Regions from separate parts of the Homo sapiens genome. Here region 2 is linked to region 1. Evidence: read pairs that join two places in POLR2A ChIA-PET (ENCODE). Cell type or tissue: Panc1. All regions are shown on one strand. Links, peaks and the distances in the headings refer to the core of each region. The heading gives the core; the rest is flanking DNA. Region 1 overlaps MAD1L1 (mitotic arrest deficient 1 like 1). Region 2 overlaps MAD1L1 (mitotic arrest deficient 1 like 1).

Region 1 (6,393 bases), core at 1,697-4,196:
GCCACGTCCCCTCGCCCCGTCCCCACTGCCACGTCCCCTCATCCCGTCCCCACTGCCACAACCCCTCATCCCGTCCCCTACTGCCACATCCCACCACCACGTCCACACTGCCACGTCCCCTCGCCCCGTCCCCACTGCCACGTCCCCTCGCCCTGCCCCCACTGCCACGTCCCCTCATCCCGTCCCCACTGCCACAACCCCTCATCCCGTCCCCTACTGCCACATCCCACCACCACGTCCACACTGCCACGTCCCCTCGCCCCGTCCCCACTGCCACGTCCCCTCGCCCCGTCCCCACTGCCACGTCCCCTCGCACAGTCCCCGATGCCACGTCACCTCGCCCCATCCCCCAATGCCATGTCCCCTCGCCCCGTCCCCAGTGCCAGGTCCCCTCGCCCCATCCCCCAGTGCCACGTCCCCTCGCCCCATCCCCCAGTGCCACGTCCCCTCGCCCCGTCCCCACTGCCACGTCCCCTCGCCCCGTCCCCACTGCCACGTCCCCTCGCCCCATCCCCCACTGCCACGTCCCCTCGCCCCATCCCCCACTGCCACGTCCCCTCGCCCCGTCCCCACTGCCACGTCCCCTCACCCCATCCCACCACCGTGTCCGCTCACCCCACCTCACCGCTGCGTCCCCTCGCCCACCCCACTGCCACGTGTCCCCTTGCTTCGTCCCACCGTCACATCCCCTTCACCTTGTTCCTTGGGGGCCCTGATTCCCCAGAGCAGGAAGAGACATCTGCTGACCCCCGAGATGCTGGGTGATCAGGGTGTGAGGGGACTCCCCTGGGACTTGCTTCCTGGTGGGACACTGGGCGCTGTCTCAGGCCACGCGGCTCCCCCTTAAGCCAGTGACAGGCCTGCCATCTGCAGACCTGCTGGCCTGAAGCCCTCACAACTTACCCTGGTCTCTCTCGTGACCCAGGAGACCCACCCCTAACCCATGCTCAGGGCCAGCCAGGCCGGGGAGGAGCATCCGTCTCTGTCTCAGGCTCACACCTGCCATCTCACCCTTTGCAGGGACTGTGCAGGCAGCCTACCCACGGTCACAGGAGCGAGGGCGCGTCGTGGGGTCCACGTCAAGGGTCTGCTGACACCACGGGAACACCCCCAACTCCTCACCCCACCCACGGTCACAGGAGCGAGGGCGCATCATGGGGTCCATGTCAAGGGTCTGCTGATGCTGTGGGAACACCCCCAACTCCTCACCCCACGCACGGTCACAGGAGCGAGGGCGCGTCGTGGGGTCCACGTCAAGGGTCTGCTGACACCACGGGAACACCCCCAACTCCTCACCCCACGCACGGTCACAGGAGCGAGGGCGCGTCGTGGGGTCCACGTCAAGGGTCTGCTGACACTGCGGGCACACCCTTGCTCCTCATCTGGAGAATGGGGAGGGGACAGCCCTCTCTGGCAGCAAGCGGCGTGACCTGGACTTTTCTCTTTTTAACTTTAGATTTACATGCACATGAGTTAAGAGCCCAGGAATTCTGTGGGGTGTGTCAGGGAACAGCGGTCTCCACACTTCTCATTTCCTTCCTTTCTCTCCAGAGTCCACCATGTTCACCTCTCAGCCGATCATGTCGGTATTAACTGCATTTCTCTGGAATACACATTCTGTGGCTCCTTCTGGACTTGAGCGCTCGGACGTCCTGCTGACTTCCCGAGAGACAGCGAGGCTTCAGCTCTCCCTCCCTCCCACCCTGCAACACGCGTCTCCCTCCTCCTGGTCCCCTTTCTTAATATGAGGCTCAGGGCTGTGTTCAGATCAGGCCTCAGCTCCCTTACGACTGTGTGAGGCTGCTCAGGGCCAGCTCAGAATGCAGGACACTGCTGCTTCTGCTGCTTCTCATGCAACTCTGCTGTCCCCAGAGCCAATGGTCGTCCTGCTTCCCACGCACTCAGCCTTCTAGGTGCTCATGGCTCTTGGCAGCCATCCCTCTTTGCCAGCTGTCTACACAGGTGCTTCCCAGTCTTTTTGTGCGGGGCAGCAAACCTAAAACCTGAGAAATGTGTGTGGCACGCAGGGAAGGAGGAGGCTGCCAAAGAGTGACCCAGGGACCTGGGGACCAACGTCCATGGCAGCCCACGCCTGGCACACACGTGTGGAAAGCTCCGGTCCGCATCATGACACCCAACGCACCAGGTTCTGTCCTAGAATCTCTGGTGGGTTCCAGCCCCCGCTGGAGGCTGCCCAGGCTGGGGGCTTCCTTCTCTGCTCTATATCCCAGAAACTCTGGCCCGTTCTGGCCCCTGCCAGCTGCTCCCCAGGCCTAAGGCTTCCTTCTCTGCTCTATATCCCAGAACCTCTGGCCTGTTCTGGCCCCTGCCGGCTGCTCCCCAGGCCTGAGGCCTCCTTCTCTGCTTCCGCGGCAGAAGCCCCTGTGGTCTGCTCTGCGTGCCACAGCCACACTCTTTCCTGGTTTACTCCCTCATCCTTTGGGAGTGCATCCTCTGCCAGCTTCCTGAGAGACGGTGCGGGGCCGTCAAGTTTTTAAGGCCTTGAACCCTGCAGATGCCCGTACTTCTTCCTTCAGACCTGATGTGGGGCTGGGGGGCTATGAGATCCCGAGATGCAGGTCACTCTGCTAGAAACTCGGAGGTGCTGCTGCTAGGAAACGCTAGATGACTGATCCCGGATCCTTTGACAAGTGACCTCTGTGTTTCTTCTCTGAAGTTCTCAGGGTCTTCCTTTCGTCCTGTGTCCTGAATCTTCATGCTGCCGCACACTGTGCGGGTCTATCCCCAACCACAGACAGCCCAGTCTGAGCCTCTCCCGGGAGGCAGGGAGCTGCGTCCTTCCTTCAGGGAGACGTCCTTGAGGCACTTCTGTTATCATCTGCTTTTTCCCTGTTCCCTCCTTCCATGTTCCTGTTGTTCAGACAGTGGGCTGTACCTCTAATGTTCTTACTTCTCTTCTCCTGTTTTCCATCTCGTTGTCTTTACTTTCAGACTTTCTCAACGTTACTTTACAAATCTTCTTAGATTTCCATTCACTGTTCCCTACTTTTGCCTTCCCCCTGCTCACTGCTTTCTCTTGGTGTGTGTTAAGCTGCCCTGTTGTTTGGTTGCTGAAGCCCCGTCTTCTCTCTGAGGAGATCCAGGAGACAGTTTTTGGAGATTTTCTTTGCTGGGACAGTGGGTTCCCTCCCCGCTGACGCTGTGTTTCTCTGCGTTTCGCTGTGCTCTGTTTTCCCTGCTCGTTTCCTGTCCTTTCCCTTGGGCTGTCTGACAATCCCTGGGTATCAGCTCCTCACTAGGGGAGGGCACTAGGGGCCCAGGGATACTCCGGGTAGGAGCATGGAGCCGTCTGCCACGGTTTTCCCCAGGGAGCGATCCATGGGAGCTGTCGAGCTGGGGAACTGCCAACGCCAGGTCCTTCTGGGCTGCTCGGATACACAGGGAGGTCTTTCCACCATAGCCTACAGGGTCACACCTGCTGCCCGTGTTCTGCAGGGCACGTGGCGGGGGTGTGCGATCCAGGCCCACACCTGCATCTATCAATCCGGGCTCAGTTCAAGCCTGTTGTCCTGACTTGGGTCTGTCCAGGGACCTTGCCAGCCCTCTCCAGAGCAGCGGTCCACAAACGCGCTGAGCATCCGCGTGGTCTGTAGGGCTGCCTAGCACAGACTGCCGGCCGCCCCCAGGCCTCTGGCTGAGCAAGTCTGAGATGAGACCTGAGAATCCACATTTCTAAGAGGCTCCCAGGGAGGCAGCGGCCGACCTGGGTACTGCACTTTAAGTATCACTGCTCCAAGAATAAACTGCTGGCTTGTTTTGGAGTCTTCATCTTTCCCGGGGAGCGGCAACTGCCCAGGGCACACAGATGGACAGATGGTTCCGGGGACCCATCTCTTAATTCAGCAATCAAGCCTCCAGATCCACTGTGCTTCAGTCAGTGGCATCCCTCCCCTAACGCCACTTGCAGCCAGTTCCTGGGCTGCGTTGGAGTTTTGAGGTGTAACTCAGGCGGGTTCTCAGCTCCACCCGCCGCCGGCTTAGATTCCGGTTTCCCAAGTCTACTCAGTCCTTTCACTGCTCACCCGCCAATTCCAGACTCCAAAAGTCTGCCTCTGTATCCTCTCCCTCTGTGGGGTTAGGCCTTACATAAAACAGAGGCCACCAACACTGTGATTTTTGGGGGCACAGACACGCGCTGCATCAGCCACTGGGGCCTGGACGCCCGACCCACCCTCACCTCCTGGTGGCGCCATGTGGCGCGGCCCCCACTATCCCAGGCCTCTGCTCATCCTCCCCTTCCTGCTTCCAGACCACGCTGGCCCTGACTTCTCCATGGTCAGCTCAGACACGCCTCTTCGCACCCCCCACTCCCAATCAGCCATGGCCCGGGCACCTGTCACAGCCAGATGCCGACCACCCGCGTGCCTGAGACGCGCAGAGACCCAGACAAGAGGTTAACGAACAGACGGGCGAACCCGAGACAGGCAGAGACCCAGACAACAAGGGAAGGAACAGACGGGAGAACCCAAGATGCGCAGAGACCCAGATAACAGGTGAACAAACACACGAGCGAACCCTAGACAGGCAGAGACCCAGACAACAAGGAAAGGAACAGACAGGTGAACCCGAGATGCGCAGAGACCCAGACAACAGGGGAACAAACACACGAGCGAACCCGAGACAGGCAGAGACCCAGACAACAGGGGAACGAACAGACGGGCGAACCCGAGACAGGCAGACACCCAGACAACAGGGGAACGAACAGATGGGCGAACCCGAGACAGGCAGAGACCCAGACAAAAAGGGAAGGAACAGACGGGCGAACCCGAGATGCGCAGAGACCCAGACAACAGGTGAACGAACACACGAGCGAACCCGAGACAGGCAGACACCCAGACAACAGGGGAACAAACAGATGGGCAAACCCGAGACAGGCAGAGACCCAGACAACAGGTGAACGAACAGACGGGCGAACCCGAGACGGGCAGAGACCCAGACAACAGGGGGACAAACAGACGGGTGAACCCGAGACGGGCAGAGACCCAGACAACAAGGGAACGAACAGATGGGCAAACCCGAGACGGGCAGAGACCCAGACAACAAGGGAACGAACAGACGGGCAAACCCGAGACGGGCAGAGACCCAGACAACAGGGGAACAAACAGACAAGCGAATGGGTGCACAGCCAAGGCACAGGCCCGTGACAGCAGGGGATGGAAGGCCCCTTCCCAAATCCTCTCCCAGGGTGCAGAGCCACCTAAAAATATGGCTCCAAGTCTGCATCCTCAGCTCCGAAACTTGCCAATAACACCTGCAGAATGCAGGGCGGAGAGGGAGCCACGGCTGGACCAGAAAGGGGGCTGGGGACATGGGGGCTCAGGCCCTCACAGCCACAGTGGAGACCGGGAGCAGCCCTTGTGCAGGTGGGGAGCTGGAAAGGAGCCCCCGACTGCCATCAGCTCGCCCCTCAATCTGGCAACACAGGCCCCCCCTTCTGGCTTTTGTCCTCCAACCCCACCATACTACTCCAGGAGGGCACACCACCCGCTAGCCAGCCACTAAGCCCCTACCTGCCGGCAGGGTGCGCCCAGACTCAGGGCAGTCTTGGCTTATGGGGGTGGGGCACAAGAGGGAGGGAAGACCCCACCTAAGACCCTCCCCACAAAGGAGCGGGGCAGAGGACAATCACTCCTGATACATCAGCCTGGGTGCTGGGCTGTGGGAAGCGGACAAGTCACCGCCACACAACCTCTGCACCTGCATGCTCACAGGGAATGCTCTCCCACAGTACAGGGCGCGATGGCAAGTAGGTGGGAAGAAACAGAAGAAGGTATCATCGGATGAAAGCTGAGTCTGAAATCACCTCGAGATGCCAAAGGCCAGAAAGCAGCAGCCTCCAGGCCCCACCACAGATGAGCCTGCAGACACCCCCAAGGGAGGGGGCTGGCAGCCGGGTGGCTCTAACACAGGAGCAAGGGGACGCCGGGCCACGCTCCAGGCTGCTGCTAAGGGCTGGACAGGGAACCCTCCCCCAGGTCCCCCCAGAACCAGGAGCGTGGGGCAGTGCCCAGCTCCCTCCAACAGCAGAGAGCAACACAGGGGGCAGGGGTCTCCTGAGCCCCACAGCCTCGCTGGGGGTGCAGACTGCACAGTGACTCTGGACTCCCAGCCCTGCTCCTTCAGGGGCACCCTGCAGAGTCGACACAGCCCCGGCAGCACCCTCCGAGGCTTGGCGTGGGCAGACCCCAGCACCACCTCCCCACATCAGGGGATAGGCTGGCGTTCCAAAGGCCGTGGGCCTCATGTAGACCTGGAGGGTGTGGGCAGGCCCTGCTGGCCCTCATGGAGGCCTCATTCTTCCCTGGGACGCCACAGGCCTTGGCCTCAAAGGGCTCTCTGGACGCCATGAAGCACACTTAAGCTGGTGAGAGA
Region 2 (6,393 bases), core at 1,971-4,470, 50 kb before region 1:
ACTCTGTTAGCCAGGATGGTCTCAATCTCCTGACCTGGTGATCCGCCCACCTCGACCTCCCAAAGTGCTGGGATTACAGGTGTGAGCCACTTCGCCTGGCCGGCAAACTGATTTTCAACAAAAGTACCAAGGTAATTCAATCAGGAAAGGATATTCCTTTAAACAAGAGTTGCTGGAATAGGCCAACTAGGACTCGCCACAACTCCTACAGGAGTGACAGGTGAGAACCGGACACACCTTCCGTATCCTCACAGTGTTCCTAATCAGCACCCCTCAAACCTGGGCTGATGACATCCATGTTTCCTGGGAGCCTGCCAACACCCGGGTTCCTGGATCCTACCTGTGGTGACCCAGGCTGGGCAGATGGGGCCACAGACAGCTTTGGGAAGCCCTGCACCAGGTCATGATGTCTCTGCAGGGCCCCCAGAAACTGAGGCTGTCCTGGTTAGAGGAGCTGGGGAGCTGCTAGGACCTCCCTGCAGAGCCCAAACTTGAGGAAAGCTGGAGCCTCAGAAGGAAGGGAGGCCACTCGACACAGTGATGACAAAGGGCCATGGCCAGGCTGCCCCAAAGTCCTCCCCTCCTTGAGCCTCCTGGCCTTTCCCCGCTCACTACAAACTGACTTCCTGCAGTCACAGTGGGCCCTCAATTTGGCAAACAGTGTAGTTCTTGAACCTGCGTGCGTCCCATCTCAGGGGCCCCACACCAAACCCCAGAAGGATGCTCACATACAATCTTCACTGCCATTTCCAAAGCAAGAGGAAGTACGGTGTGGTCAGCAGAAAGCACCCGGCCCCTGAGGGCAGGCAAGCTGTAGGGCGTCCCAGTCACTCACAGGACCCTGTGGAGGCAGGGATCTCACTGCTGATGGGGAGCCTGGGATCCAGAAAAGAGATGGAACTGAGAGACGGTGAGCTGGGAACAGCCCCATCTTCCCCGCTGCTCCCTGCCCAGGCCACTGCAGCCCCATGGTTCAGCTTAGGAGTGGAGCCTGGAGCCTGGAGGGGAAGTCTGGGCTGCAGAGCTGAGCTGACAGAGGGCTCTCTAGGCAGGATGCCTGGTTCTTTGCTCAGACCCTGTCCATCTGCAGAACCTTAGGTGAACCAGGGCCCCGGTGTGCTGATCTTCATAAGATGGAGACAGGAACTGCTCCATTACATACCTGGGGTTTCATTAAGATTATGAGCCATGACAAAGTCCTCCCAGCTCTGCAGTCTCAGAATTACACGAGATGAGCCAAGTCTCATTCCCGGAAGTCTTACATGGCTGAAATAGATGCAAAACAACTCAAATATGGGTTTAAATGGTCACGCATTTGAATTAACCCATTTATGCCTAGTGTTCCATTATTGGAACACTAAGCTTGTGGGAGTTATTTATATCCTGGTGTTCAAGGTCATCGCCAAGGTCTGATTTTTCACAAAAAAATTTGCAACCTCCAGCATAAATGGGTTAATAATTTATCCAATTAATTAATTTTATCCAAACTAATAATCAATCTACGAGGACCCTAATCTAAAGAAGTAGCCAGAGAAAGATCTGTGTGGACAGATGATTGCTGAGATGCTTTGTTACACAGCGAAAGATAAATCAACAGGTGAGTAAATAAAAAGAGGAGCTGGCTAAATGTCCTACAACAAGGAAATATTTTAAGTAAATTATGGCACAACTGCGAAATAGCACATTATGCAACCATTAAACACCATCATCGAGGAAATATTTAATTGAGCGTAAAATGCTCACGATATAGTGTCGAAGGGACAGAGCAGGAAACAAAACGATCTGTCACAGACCCGACTTCACCAGGAAACAGACATGAAGATGTGGGGAGGCAGAGGTGGTGGGAAGGCAGCAGACACGACCCGAGGCCCATGGTGCCCCCTCACTCCAGGTGACGGGTGATGAGCCACTGGCATCTTCTCCTACATACTTCATTAAGCCATGAGGAATTCTCTATGCGGATATGAGGAACGCTGTGATTTTGGTCAGCAGTCCTGTGTGGCTGGTGCCACGGTAGAAGGGTGATCTGAGCCACAGGCTTGCCCGTGTCCTTGGGCCCCACAGCTGGCGACCTCCCCCACACCCTCTCTAAGGGACCGAGAATCACTCTGAGCCTCCGCCTGCTTGAACCTGGCGGTGGGCAGACACCGTTCACCATGCACATCCACCAGGAAGGTCTGTGGCTGGGGCCAGGGCACGAGATGAGGAGGGGCAGCCTTGGGAGGGCAAAGCTCACCTTACTGCAAGTACCCCACCCTGGGCTGGATGCCCACACCCCGGGGTGCCTCGGGAGGCGAGTGTGCCGGGCAGAGGGCACCTGGGAGATGTTAGCACACGCGAACATAGTGCTTGGACATCCTGAACCACAGCTGAAGCAACAAGATGGGACGTGAAGTCAGCATGCGTTGAAAGCAACTCCACTCTCAATTCAGGGGACCCAGAGAGGCAAATTCAAATTAAGCTGTCTGTGTAGACCTCATTGCTCCAGCGGGAGATGGGAAGGCTTCAGAAGAGACTGTGAATGGCCTTGCCTGCCTGTCAGGGAGGGAGGGAAGGGGTGAGGGGCGCGCGGGCCGTGTTTGACGTTGCTCTGGCTGGAGTCTCCCAGGGACTGCTGGGGTGGCCTTGTCAGTTAACTACTTCCTATCAGCAACACCCGTGGCCACAGGGTCCTGCTCACCTCCTTTCCTCAGCCAGGCCTGGAGCGTGAGCACCTCTGAGGATGCCACACACCTGCACAGGGAGCAAGAAGGCTGCTGGGTGGGCATGACATGGGCTCCAGCCACTGCCCTGCCACAGGCCCGCTGCATGGCCCCTCGCCCCCCTTCCCACCGCTGGGGTCCACACCCAGGCCTGCCCTCCATCACCAGGGCGGCCGTGACTCTGATCCTGGGTCGGTGCTGAGGTGAGAAGGCACTGGCAGTTTTGCTCCTTTAGAAATGTAGAGAACTGAAGTCTTGAGAAACACCAAACCCTGCACCACAAACGGCCCCAGGAACCAGCTCTTTAACACCAAACCTGGTGTCACAAACGACTCCAGGAACCAGCTCCTTATCACCAAACCTCGTGCCACAAACGGCCCCAGGAACCAGCTCTTTAACACCAAACCTGGTGTCACAAACGACTCCAGGAACCAGCTCCTTATTACCAAACCTCGTGCCACAAATGGCCCCAGGAACCAGCTCTTTAACAGCAAACCTGGTGTCACAAACAATTCCAGGAACCAGCTCCTTATCACCAAACCTCGTGTCACAAACGACTCCAGGAACCAGTTCCTTAACAACAAACCTTGTGCCACAAACGGCCCCAGGAACCCAAACTACCAAACTGTGAATCACAAATGTCCACCCCTTCCCCCACCATGAGCTCCTTAACACCCGAATCCTAATTCACAAATGACCCCTGGTATGTAGGAGCTCCTTAACACCAAACTGTGACTCACAAACGGCCCCGGGGATGAGCTCCCTTTCCAGAGGCAGCAGTCTCTTCTGAATGCCTGGGGCCATGAGTCATGGGGAGGGCTGCCCATGCCCGCAGGATGCCCATTTCCATGGGAATCAGCCCAGCTCCCCACTGGCTGCTGCCTGAAGGCCAAGCTCCAGTGTCCCGGAGACCCTCGCTGACTTCAGCTTCAGCACCAGGGGACGGACAACTCCCTGACCTCTCATGTCTCCAACCTCCTCAGGCACAATCCACACAAAACACTTCTGCCCTGTCCAGGGCGGCAAAGAGGGTACCGTGGCTGGGGTCGCGGGGTCCAAAGCCTGATTTCACGGAGGCCGAGGCAGAGGGTGCAGGTCCAGGCTCAGAGGGCAGTCTGTGTGCCCCAGGCCGTATTAAAAGGAAGGCACCATGTGTCTCTATTACCCAGACAGCTTCAAACCAGATGCCAACTCCCAGCTCCGAGTTCCAGGACTCGACCGGAGCAGGAGCCTCGAGCGAAGCTGACTCTGACCTGCAGACCCTGACACACGGTCAGGCCAGGGAGCCTCCTGGATACCCGGGCCAGGGGAATCGCGTGCAGCTGAAGGAAGCCTGGAGGAGGAACCGCAGGCCCCGCGCTGCACAGTGCAGAGCCAGCTGGGGACTCCCCAGCATCTGACCGCTCCATCCTCACAACCACGCCAGAGCGAGCAGCTCATTCGAGAGAGCATGTGGCCAACAGGAGGCAGCACTGGGACCGCAAGCCAGAGTTGGCGGCTGGGCCAGTCTCCACTTGGGGCAGGGCCAGTGGCCAGGAGGGACGCAGCCGAGGCATGCACGGTGTTTGGTGGCACAGCCCTGCTCGCAGCTGCCCTGGCTGAAGAGACGTGGCCACCCACCCTCACACCTGGGCGCCCAAGAGCATGCCCCTGGCCACCCACCCATGGATCTCTGGCCATCCACCAGTGCACCCCTAGCCACCGACCCACATGTCCGGGCAGCCACCAGCTCCCCTGCCTCTGGCTTGGGAAGCCTGAGGTGAGCCCTGGACTCCTGCAGCCTCAGCGCCTCTGGCTGAGTTCCAGGCCTCAATGCTCTTGAGGAGCAACGTTGGGTCAGGGGCCTAGCCGGGATTCCCCACCACATGGAGGCCCTGAGGCCGTCCTGCTGACCTTCCCTCAGCCCAAACTCCCATTGCATCTTCCTGCCTCTCAGCCCAATCACTGCCGAACTTTATTTCTGTTCCAAAATGTCACCAGGTCTAAGAGACGACCGAGAGTGGCCTGGTGAGACAGCCCGAGAGGGGCTGGGCAGCAGGGGAGTTGTCTGAGTGGGCGGAGGAGAACCCCTGGTCCCACATGGGAAGACTGTGTGGAGCGGACCACGCCTGCGCCCTGAGGCCCCCAGCCCAGGCCTCCTGTCTGCTGTCCCACAGGTCAGAGCCCTGGGGGCAGCCTGAGCCACAGCAGGGAGGCCACAGCGCCCTCAGACGCAGGCGGGGCAGGCCGTGGGGCAAGGGGGCAGAGGGCATTCTGCAGCTTGGGGCAGCTGCTCTGGGGACACAGTGTGGTGGTGCGCACCCCTCACGTCGCCCTCCGGGAATAGGCAAAGTTCATCTCAGCTTTAGAATCGGGGATCACTGTGCATGAAGTTACCCGTGTTGGTCAAAACCCATACATGTGAATGGTGAGCACACTTCTCCAACAACCTAAGTACTTAGTCATCACCACTGGACCCAAGGCGGGGACCCAGGAGCAGAGGCCCTGTGGTAGAGTCATAGCAGGACAGGGGAAGAGAAAGGACCTCGCTGCTCCAGCCTCAGAGATGGCTCCGGGCTCCTGCATGGACGCCCCCACACACAGACACTACTTTCAAGGAACTGGTCTCAGGAACCACTCCCTGCCCAGAGCTCCACGAAGGGCTGCCTCTCACATGCCCTCTGCCCACACCACAGCGTCCCTCTCGCGGGTCCTTTGTTCTCGGTCTATCCCCAAAAACCCTGTGTCCCAGCTCTGCCTAGAGAAAGATGGAGAGGGCTTAACGAGGGCTTTGAAGCTCAAACTCACAGCAGTGAGCACCAGGCAGAGGCCAGTGCACTCAGACAGGAGAGAAGTCCAGGGGGCTGGGCTGCGGGTGTGTGTGGGCCACAGGGGTGCGGTCGGAAGGGCAGATTTCAGGCGAATGTGTGACACGTGGAGCTGTCCCACGGTGGGCCGCTGTAGCTCCTGCTTCCTGAGTGGCCCTGCAGGGTACGGGCTCCCAAATGTCCGGCCTTCAACCCCCCAGTTCCGTCCACCTCTGGCTAAGAGCTGTTGCCATGACAACCCCAAGGTGCCCACTCACCTGGCCCCGTGGCTCTGACTGCTGCCCCGTGGAGCAGAGGCAGATCCCCGAGGGCTCGGCAGCCCGGCGCCCAGAGCCTCTCCCTGTCTCGGCCCTTCCAGTCCTGTCTCTCTCCCTCCAGCCTGGCCCCTAGGCCGGGTGGGCCCACTCCTCAGGAAAGGAATGAGGAAAATGGAGCAGGGCAGGCAGACACCCCAGCAGGGACCCCTGCCCGGCATCTCTGGCCCCAGCCCTGGGGGCCACACGCCTGGCTTCCCATTCTATGCCCCCAGCAGCAGCTCTGCCTCCTCTCCTCCACCAGGTCCTACTGCCTCCACCCCACGACCGCCCCACCTGGGCCCTCACCAGCCCTCGTCCGCGTATCAGGGCAGCCTCATCCCAGCAACCTGCAGAGACCCGTGGGCATGTTTACCTTCTCGTCAGCCCAGCAGCACTGTGAGGGCCAGGTTCACTTCTGGGCACCTGGCGGCAAGCTCTGGGCCTGGAATGGCACAGGGCTAGTCACTGTCTAAGGGGCTTGTCCTCTGGGGGTAAGTACCCCTCCAAGAGCCTGGAGTCCTGAGTCCTGATCTGTGCAAGATCAGTGCACGGGAGATGGTGGGCTGGCAGATATGCCCACTTATTCAC

What was found. Peaks named below come from ENCODE experiments on the same cell type or tissue, not always from the same donor. Only the 100,000 strongest peaks of a DNase experiment are listed, where the experiment ranks them.
Region 2: POLR2A ChIA-PET joins it to region 1 with 19 read pairs; 4 of 35 experiments call an interaction of 5 or more read pairs at or near these places.

Annotation. Positions count from the first base shown.
Region 1 is chr7:1,929,949-1,936,341 of GRCh38, forward strand. The region is part of intron 17 of MAD1L1 (mitotic arrest deficient 1 like 1); the gene reads right to left. Among named protein-coding and RNA genes, the nearest start is that of MIR4655, 89 kb to the left of the region's middle. RefSeq lists enhancers at 764-1,712, 1,966-2,135. In Panc1, for the core only: no CTCF peak of the experiment used is centred there; no DNase peak of the experiment used is centred there.
Region 2 is chr7:1,879,929-1,886,321 of GRCh38, forward strand. All of the region lies in intron 18 of MAD1L1 (mitotic arrest deficient 1 like 1), which reads right to left. Among named protein-coding and RNA genes, the nearest start is that of MIR4655, 39 kb to the left of the region's middle. RefSeq lists an enhancer at 3,446-4,235. In Panc1, for the core only: no CTCF peak of the experiment used is centred there; a DNase peak (open chromatin) is centred at 3,403.